2 separate regions of the Mus musculus genome follow, and region 2 is linked to region 1. Evidence: chromatin contacts called from ENCODE Hi-C or POLR2A ChIA-PET data. All regions are on one chromosome and are shown on one strand. The core of a region is the stretch at or near the end of the contact, and the rest is flanking DNA. Distances in the headings are between cores, read along the strand shown. Region 1 has its middle 41 kb from the start of 2310043L19Rik. Region 2 has its middle 14 kb from the start of Zbtb18.

What was found. A loop is a pair of places that touch in the nucleus more often than their neighbours do. ChIA-PET counts read pairs that join two places held with the same protein, here RNA polymerase II (POLR2A).
Region 2: a map of v-Abl transformed pro-B cells shows a loop between it and region 1 (3-fold over the local background). The contact joins two enhancer-like sites. A Hi-C loop is called at or near these places in 4 of 37 maps with a recorded cell type or tissue (Patski, T-helper 2 cell, mouse trophoblast stem cell and 1 more). POLR2A ChIA-PET finds 5 or more read pairs at or near these places in 1 of 5 experiments (embryonic stem cell).

The regions. Positions count from the first base shown.
Region 1 is chr1:177,681,458-177,687,097 of GRCm38, forward strand. No RefSeq gene overlaps it. Among named protein-coding and RNA genes, the nearest start is that of 2310043L19Rik, 41 kb to the left of the region's middle. Within about 2 kb of position 3,299, at least 2 of the 3 ENCODE cell types and tissues checked have a DNase peak (open chromatin) inside an H3K27ac peak, as active enhancers do.
Region 2 is chr1:177,425,190-177,430,829 of GRCm38, forward strand. No RefSeq gene overlaps it. Among named protein-coding and RNA genes, the nearest start is that of Zbtb18, 14 kb to the right of the region's middle. Within about 2 kb of position 3,458, at least 1 of the 3 ENCODE cell types and tissues checked has a DNase peak (open chromatin) inside an H3K27ac peak, as active enhancers do.

The DNA of each region.
Region 1 (5,640 bases), core at 2,049-4,548:
GTCACTCCACACCTCCCAGAGAGGGAACTCTTCAGGCTCCTCCCAAAGACGGGCCACGCCCACTTGCAGCAGACCACGCCCGCTATGGGGAGGCTCGAAGTCCCTTTGAGCTGGTGAAGATGCCCACACTGCCTCTGGGATTCCTGATGTCTGGAGGAATAGGGGGAGCCCTACACCTAATAATTCAATCTGGGCCACATGCTCACTTAAGACAGGGGTTGGAAGTTTCTCTTCTATTCTGTGTTGCTAGAGGAGCCCTCCACAACCAACCTAATTCCTAGCCCCTCTGGATAGTTAATTTTAAAGAGAGCATTAGATGAACGCACAAATTCTTATCCCTTCAAGTACTCATTCAACAACCTTTTAGTAGGCAGCGACTGAGGGAGTGGGATTCAGCATTCCACCCTATGCCCGCCTGCGTACAGATTCCTTAAAAGCCATTGCCAGGCTGGGGAAAGCACAGACAGTAGCGCTGGACTAGAGACAGCCCAGCTGCTAACAAGACCTGAGCATGTTTTTGACTGTAGTGCTCTATCTCCTAGATGCTGTGAGGATTTTAAAAAGATGCTGTGGTCCAAGGCCTTACACATTGGAGTTTGACATACCCTAGACAGTGGAGAAAGGTCTCAGGTTCTAATCTCCCCCCGACTCTTCCCATCGTTTGTTTGTTTGTTTGTTTGTTTGTTTGTTTGTTTGTTTCCATCTTCAAACTTTGCTACCTGTACCATCTGCTGTGAAGGGGACCTGGGCAACTCTCCTGCATCCCACGTTCACACTGAAGCCCTGGTCCTCCAAGTGAAAATATGTCACATGAGGAACTTTGGGGAGATTTTAAGGTTAGAGCAGGCCATGAAAGGGGGCACCCTCTCGAATGGAGTTAATATTCTTTTATAAGAAACACAAATGTTGAATCCATGGCAGCTCATGCCTGTGATTCTAGCAGGAATTTGAGAAGCCGAGGTGTAAGTATTGTGTGTTTCAAGTTAGACTGAGCTACACAGTAAGTTCCAAGGCAGTCTGAGCTATAAAGGGAGTTTAAGGCTAGCCTGAGCTACACAAGCAGATACTGTCTTCAAAAACAAATGAGGATGGGGAGAGGGAAGATTAAACACACACGCACGTGCACACACACACACACACATGCACACGCACACCATGTGGGTCCATAATTATTAACCAGCCACCTTTAAAAACCCAGGCAAGATCTTCACCAGGCACTGGATCGCCCAGTGCCTTGACCTTGGACTTCCCACCCTCTGGAACTGTGAAAAATGTCTGGTGTTTGAGGCACCCAGTCCTGCCTTACAGTAGCCCAAGCTGAGACACCATCTCATACACTCAGGTCAAACAAAACACAAAGACAGAGCTTAGACCATAATATGCTGAAGAATAGAAACTCAAAATTGGGTTTCGTTATTGTAAAAGTAGAAGATTTTGTCCCAGAGACTAAATTGATTCTCAAGAAGCCGTGCTCATTTACCTAGTATACTATATGGCTATTTTTTTTTTCGGTTATTTGTTGTTTTGTTGACTCCAGGTGTCATATAGTTCACACTGGTCTTGAACTCACTGTGTAGCCCTGGCTGATCTTGGAGTCACGGTCCTCCCAGACTTCACCCTTTCAAGTGCTGCGATCATAGACAGGAGCCTTGTGTATTTTGGCTGTTTTCATGCTGGGAACTCAAATCTGAGTAGTTATGACAAAGACATTTTCATCTCAAATTGTTATGTAAGGTATGGCTTTCAAAACCCCAAATATTGACTATCTGGCTCTTTCTAGAAAACATCCCCAGGCCATGCTGTGAAACCCATTCCATCCTAAAGGCCCGAATTGAGGTTAAATGCTGAAAATTATCCTTTCAGCTTGAGAGTCAGTAAGGTTTACAAGGCCTGGTAGTTGTGGTTGAGATGAGAAGGAACCTGGAGGTTAGAAGCAGAGACAGCTCTGGGTGGCGGCCTCTGGCCTGACTATAAAAACAAAACTGAAGGCTAACTTAAGGCATGTTTTTAAGTAAATAAGACCAACTAGGGATGCAGCTTCGTGGTAGAGCATCTGCCTACCTGAGTTCCAGTCCCAGCCAAGCAATAGTCCATTAACTAATTAAGTTAAAATAAAGTGAAAGGTATTTTCAAATTCAAGACAGCAGAAGTGGGATAGGAAGCAGAAGTAATGGGCTGTGCTCCGGTCCCTAATCTGCCACCAATTAGGTGTATAATTGGCGCAATCACTTCATTTCCTTGAGCTGTTACTTTATTTACAAAATAAGAGGCTCCTCCATTTATTGAAATTCACGGGCTCCTCCTGTGGGGAGCTTGCCACTTCAGACCGGGACATTTTGGGCTCTGGAGTAAGAGCCTATCTTATCTCAGGATCTCAAGGTGAAATAAAACATTCAGTGATGCCCTAGGTAGTCCAGCAGGGTTGTGAGGAAGAACTGAAAATTCAGAGTACTGTTGGCTCTACCGCGTCTTAGTGATATTCACCATGGTCGTAATTTATCACCATCTTGCCTTCCAAATAGATAGATTAGTGTAAGCCTGTCCACCCAGCGAGCTTCTCCCATCTGCAGAGGGAGGAGGCAGCGGGACAGCTGCGGATGGGACCGTCAGCTCAAATTATGTAACAGTAGCGGAGAAAGGCAGAGGCTTTCTCAATTTAGGCTTCTTGAGACTAGCGTTACCACGAGTTTCTCTACCCTAAACTCTCACCACACACAGCAAAGATGGCTTTGTCCCCAGGGCAGTTAATCCACGTAGCAAAGGGATCCCATAGGCATTGCCAGAGATCTTGGGGTAATTGAGACCCGACAGCAGATAAATCCTGCAGAATCAGGACCACTTTCTCTCTCCAAAGCCCTAAAGTGAGGAGCGGCTTTCCAAAAGCTCAAGCTTCTAAGCTTGTTTATCCCCGTTTGTGGCCGACGAGTCCTCCGTCCTGGACTACAGAGCCCTGCTCCCCCCTCCTCCCCTTAGTACTCATTCAGAGAAGTGACCCCAGTTGGCAGCCCAAGCTGCATAGACTGCAGTCAAATAACACCCAGATGAAACTGCAGCTGATGGCTGGCCTTTTCCATCAGTGGCTGCTGTGTGCAGCTCTCTCCTGGCCTCCTGAGGTTCAAATGCCCGCCTGATTTTGCCCTGGAAGCATCCCAGCCCAAACATGGAACAAAAGTTCCCTCTGACAAGCCTGTTTGGATTCCAAAGTATGTTTTTATGCTTGCTGGCAAATAGAACCATCACCAGCAACAATAACAACACTGTCTCCCCTCACTGAAGCGACTTCATTTCTTCACATTTGTTCCAGAGCTGGACAGATGAATAATGTTCGCTAAGGGGCTGGCCCAAGTCCTGACCTCCTGCCTCCAAGAGCAAACAGAAGTGACACACAGGCTTATCTGAACTTTCAGTTGCTTGATTCAAAACAGAAAGAGAGAAAAGTTGCTATTTAACCTATGTAGCCACCTAAGGGCTTTTGTTTTGTTTTTCCTTTATTCCTTAGTTGTTTATTATTATTATTATTATTATTATTATTATTATTATTATTATTATTGTTATTATTTATTCATAGCTTTCATTTGTCTTCTTCAGCAAAAGAGGACCTTACTACTGGTGCCCCAATGAAGCCAGTTTCTCAAAGACCGAGATTAACCTGACATCTTGTGGCCATACTGGGTATATACAAGTCTAGACAAACCAGCCCCTTATAAAATTAGGGAAGGGATACAGAAAATGTTTGAAAGGGTCTTCAAAAATATTTCCCGTGGTGTTTTATTTAAGACATCTCAGGAAGTCATGTAGTATGTCTTGGGAAAACCACACACAGGACGATATTTAAGTACCAAGTAACTACTTGTCTCTCTCTCTCTCTCTCTCTCTCTCTCTCGCTTGAACAGATCACTTCACTCTAATGATTGGCTTCTCATCTGTAAAATAGAGTTCATGATAAATATTATTATACTTTTCTGAGGCTTATATAAGATAAAGCAAATCAAATGACTGTTAACGATTGAGGGTAGCTTAGTGCTAGAGGCCAGGCTTGGCATGCAGGAGGTCTTGTGTTCAGTTTCAATACCAAAACCAAACCAAAATAATAACATTTAAACGTTACATACACTATGAGAACACTAAGGATTCCTAGAAGTAGAGTCTAAACTCATACTTGGTTAAATTTCTTCAAAAACCCAAAACCTGTTTTGATGCCTAACCCCAATATAGCATAAAGCCCTGGCCTCAGAATAGATAAAGAGAACAAATCCACACAGTCATATGCTTTCCTAAATATACCCACTGCCAAATTCTCTCTCGTGTTTTTTGTGATGTAAGTACAGCCATTTTCTTTGGTCTTTCCACTTAGGGCCATCAAGTGAACCGTGAGGAAGGGGTAGGAGTCTTGAGGAGTTAAATCATCACAGATCACGTGGTGCCTGACTGGCGGTGGGGCTTGAGAACCTGTGCCTTCTGTTTACAGTGCTGGGAGGAAGGTCTTGGTGTGATTGTGATGTTAGAGATCAAACCTTTGTCTTGATTTATTTTTAAAGATGTATCCATTTTTTTTTATTTATATGAGTACACAGTAGCTGTCTTCAGACACACCAAAAGAGTGCATCGGATCCCATTACAGATGGTTGTGAGCCACCATGTGGGTGCTGGGAATTGAACTCAGGAGCTCTGGAAGAGCAGTCAGTGTTCCTAACAGCTGAGCCATCTCTCCAGACCTAAACCTTTTGTTTTGTAAGTGTACCAAGTGCTAAACATGTTCTCTATCACTAGGTCACACCTCTGTTTGTACCTCATCTTCTGGAAAAAGCAGGAGTCCAACACAGCAGCCCCAGAAGCTCCTGGGTGTCTGTGTCCCACAAGGGTGATGCAGGGTGACTCATCGAATACAAGATGGGTTTGGCTATTGCTGTTGTGCAGCGTGTGGTGTGGAGGAAGCCAAGAACTCATCAAAGCTAGGGGGTTGATGAAGAAATGTGCATTGCATAGACCTCCTCTTGTGCTAAATTTCAGTTCTGCTAGGGTCAGTGGGCCAGCTAGGTAGTGTCCCACCTACCGACAGCATTTAAGCACTCCCAGGAGCACAGAGTGTCTTCCCATTCACAGATGATCTTTTCTGTGTCCTCTACTTGCTGAATTCACTGCTTGTCTCCCTGGTACATGAGGTGAACTTAGGGTGCCTCTGACAGCAAGATCAATAGCTTTACACAGAGAGAGTAGCACACCAGCCAAAGGGACCTCAGCTCCTTGGGTGAATGGTGAGGAGAGGTGACACAGACTTCCAGCCATCTTCCCTCATGCTGGGTTTCCCAGACCTCCACACTGTCTAGGGGACTAACAGGAGGGGGGACACTGCAAAGGGGAGGGTGACAGGATGTGAGGGGCAGATGTTCAAAGAACATTATAAGCTTGTCTTGAAATGTTATTATGTAATTCAGTACAATAAAAATTAAAAATAAAAACTTGTGAAAAGGCAAAAATCCCCTGCAGATAGGAAAGGGTTGGTTGTTCACAATAAAACAAGACTTCTAAAGTCTGGCAATATTAGCAGAAACACTTGCACTGTTATAGGCACTGGGACAGGGTCTCACTATGTAGCCCTAGATGACCTGGAATTCACTGTGTAGACCAGGCTGGAACTCA
Region 2 (5,640 bases), core at 2,208-4,707, 260 kb before region 1:
ACTGAAAGTAGAGTAAACCTTTGCTTCTTTTAAGTTGGTTACATCAGGTATTTTGTCACTGCAATGGTGAGTTCACTAACATGCTTACCCTTAGTAGCTGGTGGGTTTTTTGTTTGTTTGTTTTTGTTTTTACATGTTGCACATACATATTTTCAAAAAAATACTAGATTTTTCTATTTAAATGTTCCTTTTGTTATGCTGACATATTAACATACATGACATTTAAAGATGTAACCTGATTATAAATACCCTGCATCCCTTGCACTTTAGACGATATATACAAAGATGCAATACTTGGGGCTGCAAGTAAAGAATGCCAAATAACAAGACCTTCAACAAGATACACATGAACTCTTTTCTCAAATAAACAAGTCTTATTTTTACTTTAAAATACATAAAAGTACAAACAAAACTAAACACGGCCATACTCTGCCCACCTAGAGCTAAGTTGGCACATTTGCTTTTTGTTTTTGATTTTTTTTTACTGTTTGTTATTTAATTTTAAAGTAAAATTTGTGTATATTTAACGAGCACAATGTAAAGCCTATATATGATCTATAGTGATATGATTACTGTAGTCAAGCTAATTAGCATTTTGATCTCCTCTTATAGCTACATGTATATTACATGTATGTGTGTATTTATGTATGTGCATGTGTATATGTGTATGTATGTATATATATATATATGTGTGTGTGTGTGTATGTGTATTATGTATGTGAGTAGGTGTGTATATGTGTATATATGTATGTGTGTATGAGTATGTATGTATATATGTATATACTTATGTGTGTATATAAGTGTGTGCATGTATGTGTGTATATGAGTATTGTGTATGTTTTTGTATATAAGTGAGTGTGTATATGTGTATGCATGTGTGTATGTGAGAATATGTATTGTGTATGTAAGCGTGTGTGTGTGCCTCAACGTGTGTGTGTGTGTGTGTGTGTGTGAAGAGCACTGAAGATCTACTCTTTAAGCAAACTCTACGTATGTAACAGGACTGGGGTCTGGGGAGATAGTTTGGGTGATGCAATACTTGTGCACAATCGTGAGGACTTACGCTCGATTTCCAGGACCCATACAACCATCTGGCCATGGTGGCACGTGCCTGTAAATTGAGCACTGAGAGGTGACAGAGAAGGCTTTTTGGGGCTTGCTGCCCAGCTAGTCTAGCCAAATGGTGAGCTCTAGGTCAGTGAGATGGACAGCGTTCCTGAAGGTAGGTAAGGAAAGAAGGGTCCATTCAGGCTCTGGGTGGGAGGGCACTGCCCGTCGCTGTAGAGAATGCAGGACAGTGAGAGCTTGAGACAGCTGCTTGCACTGCATCTGTAGCAGAAGCAGAGAGCAACAAATCCTTAGAGTTAGCTTGCTTTCTTCTTTTCACCCAGTCCAGGACCTCAGCCAGGGAAATGCTGCTATCCATGGTGAGAGGCTCTTTCTGCCTCAGTTTCTCTAGTCTGGAAAATCCCTCACAGGCATGCCTAGAAACTTTCTCCTATATCCCATCTCGTTACAATCAATATAAACCATCCCAGGTGTGTACATCCCATCCTTGGGGTCCATTATATCAGCCCAAGCTCAACTCATTACACGTACATTTCAGACACTAGATAGCAACAAAATGAAAGACACCACAGGCATGTGGACTGTCTTTTAATGAGGACCAAAATGCTTCCACTCACACGCCCAGAGCTCACCATATGGGTATCTAGCTGCAAAGGAAGCTGGGAAACAGTTTATTTGAAGGCATCATGTACTTGAGTTTTATCACTAAGGAAGAAAGAGAACTGCTGGGAGAGTAATGACCAGGAAAAAAAAGAAATCACTCAAGTTAATCACTGAGAACGTACTCCTGCTCGGGAAAGTCGGCTTGTCCAAAGTGCAATTTTAGATATGCATCTGTATACATATACATATGGCCATTTTCTTGTTTATAATTAAAAATAAATAAGCAGGATGAGGGTGTAGCTCAGGGGCAGAGCTCTTGGTTTAGTGTGAACGAGGATCTCGAGATTCCATCCTCAGGACCATAAAAGAAATAAGATGGGATGCAGATGGTTACCATATCCATCCCATTCTTAGCCCATCATAATTCCTCTGTAGTCAGTGAATTAGGCATCCTCCGATGTGTGGTATCACTTACATGAATCCTACAGGAAAAGAAGAAGGAGTCCACTCTGCATTGCGGTCCTCGCTGTGCAGAGAGAAAATTACGTGCATATACAGGCATATAACAACAGGCTGCAATTGTCTCAATGACTGCAGCAGTGTTGAGATTGTTATACTGATCTGTGGATAGATAATCTCTTCTGAGCCCATTTATGTCTGTGAATGTGTTCATATGAACAAAAACTTGCTGGATTTTCCATCTCTGGGATGCCGACCACCAAACGGAACCATGGAGAAAGTATGGGAGAACAGACAAATCATAGACAACTCTCTTTAAATTAGTTAAAACGATAGACACCTTTATGTTTTCTTTCTGTGGACTGTAATTTACTGGTTGGTAGCATACACACTAGACTCACCCCCTCCCACGTCCTACAATGTTACTTATAATTTGTATCCCACTGCAGTAAGTTTTTAAATTGTATCTATTCTTAACACCATATATTCCCTAATGACACAGATCCTACTAAATATCTGGAGGCTTGAGTGTCCCCAGCGATCTGATGGTGGGGACATCCAAAACCTGGACTCTTATATCCCTACCAGATAGGATCTAAATTCCCACTGAAGGTGCATGCTGTTAGTGTCATGACTATTTTCAACAGAAACAGAAACTACGTGGGTGTACTGGTCCCTGGGGTGCTGTAAGGCAGCCAGCCGGATGTCAGATGCAGGTGGTCTGACCCAGAGACAGACTGCTTTCCTGTGGCCGCACATCATCCCATAACCCAGCAGAGGGATCATGCCAACCAGGCACAACCGCAGAATGCTCAGGGCACATCCCTCCCCAGGACAGCCTACTGTCTAGTTAGAAAAATAGCATAAGGATGGATATACAATGACCTGACTCTCAAATCCCCTCTCCGTAGGAGCACTGAGCATCAGCTGAAGTGGCCTGGGAGGTGTAGAATCAGTACTGGGCGCTTCATTTGGAACTGCTGACTTCCGTAGGTGGGACACTTTGCCTTGCTTTGCCTCAGGAAGACAGATGGGAACCTTCGAGGCAAAGGTGTTGGGGAGATTTTCCTCCATGCAAATTTTATCTTGCCACGGAATCAAACACCAGTCTGTTTCGGTATGCGCTCGCTCATTTCCTCCGCGCCACACGAGTCGTTTATTTGCAATCACGTTCGCATATTCTGGGCACTGCACATTGGTTCAGTTCACAAGGGGACGGAAACAGATAAAGATTTTGTTAATGGATCCCTTTGTGCATAAAAAGAACTCCCATCTCCCCTCCCACATGCTGTCCCGAATTCCCCTCTTCCTCCTCCAAGTCTTACTTTTTTCTCAGAATGTCTGTGTGTGCCGCATGGCAGTGATTTTCCCTTGGTAATTGCCTTCTTCAAGAAGAAACTTTACAACAGTGAACCCCCACAACACTGTCGTATAAACCAGGGCTGCTTCGAGGCAAAAAAAATCAAGTTGAAAATTATACATTGTGAGTTTTGACATTAAAAAAAGAAGAAGAAAGACTCCCTTCAACACGAGTAGAATTTTGACTGCTGTCCCCAAACATTTACATTTAAATGATAGCCTTCACCAGACCTGTGCGCACTTGATTTTACAGTATGGCGTTCAGAGGAGATAAATGGTGACTTTATTTCAGCATATTCATCTTACAAGTCTGCCTCATTCTGCTTTCTTTTCTTTTTCTTTCTTTCTTTCTTTCTTTTTTTTTTTTTACAAAAGTAGGGTGGAATTCTATGAAAATCTCCGTTGTGGAAACGGAAGAGCTCATGACTTGTCTTGGTAGGGGTCTGTGCCCTGAGATGGCAGTGGCCAGCTTGAGGTGAGAGAAGCATACCTTCTCAGAGTGTCCCCAACCCCAAGAAAGGATCGTGGTAGCAGTAGCTCTCTTTCCCTTGCAATAGCAACAACAAAATGATGCCACAGACAAAAACTGTCATGTCCCACCCACTCCATCTGTCCTTTGCTGTGCACCCACGGCTCCCTCATTCTACAAATTAATCTTTCACACATTTTTCAACAAAAAAAGTGTTAATGTTATAAAAGAAAAAAACAAGGAAAACAGAAAGGGCTGTGTAGAAAATAAATTAAATTTAAATTTGATGGCAGTTATGACTTTTTTTATTGACTATAGGAGCAAACAGTCACATCAAATTGGTGCCACTGGCATATAATTAAAACTACAGGGCACCCTTAATGATCTCTGACAATGATCGCGTGTGTGGTTTTTTTTAAATATAGCATGCACATTTTGTCCAATTTGGGTCTTTTTTCCTGTTGCTTTTGTCCTCTTTCTGAGTGGGTATTATTCATGAACCGAGTCTTTATTATCTATTTGGCCATCTGCATAGCATTGGCCATAGTCCCCTGTATTGTAATTTTGAGTGAAAATAAGGGCTATGGGAGATTGCAGCCCTAAAAATAATAATACTAGCAGTGAGAACTCAAATTTAAAAAAAAAAGAAAAAAGAAAAAAGAAAAGAAAGAAAAAAACCATGAAGGAAAAGACTCGGGATGGAGGTGAGGTTTAGAGGCACATGGCAAGGAGGTCAGAAACATGTAAACCATTTTGGGAATGGGATCTGGACGTTCACGCTGAGCAAAGCGACGTTACTCCCGTTGCTGAGAGGCCCTGCTGGATGGGATGCTTCCTCAGGCTCCAGTGTCGTTCAAAGAAAATAAAATCCTCTGTTTTCTCGAAAGATCCTCTTGTTTCAGAAGATCCTCCTGTTTCGAAAGTTTGTAGACCTCATAATGCAGTGGTGGCCCCAAATTCTAGCGCCGCCGTGCCCTTAAACTGATGATCACGATGTTACTTCTTGAATGCTCAGGTTTGCCCATACCGGGTCCCTTGTTTTTAGTTCAGTGAATGGAGATTTTCTAAAAATAAAAGATAAGAGATAGTATTTCTCATGGAAAAAAATGTGGGGACTGTAACTATAACTTAGTTTTAGGTAAATCACTTGCCTCGCGCATGATTTGGGTTTTATCCCCTAAAACGGATGTGCATAAATGCATGTGTGTGTGTGTGTATACCTGTATGTATGTATATATGTATGTATGTGTATGTATTTGGTTATGTGGATACCTGTATATATGTATGTGTATTGGTGAAAGATGAAAGGACTGAAAACTGGCAAAACTACTGCTTCTAAATGTTGCCTAACCTTATGGTTCTCTCCATCTGCTTTGCCTCCTTTTGACCTTTGCTTTCTGAAATTCTCCTCTTATTAGGGTTAGATTACCTTTTCTGTCTACTTCTCAGATTTTCTTGCAGCCACTGGGAGCCTATCAAAGTCAGCTGATTGAAAAATGAATTTGAAAAAAGAAAAGGAATTGAATTACCAAAGACAATTCCTAGGAAGAGTTAGATGTATAGGGGCACACTGTATGTATGACAGTAACAGTTTAGTCTCAGATGCAAAGGCAAAATATTCTACTTGCTTTTAATATTTCTTCTAGTTTTTTTCCCTCTCGTTGACCCCTATTAGAGGAGTA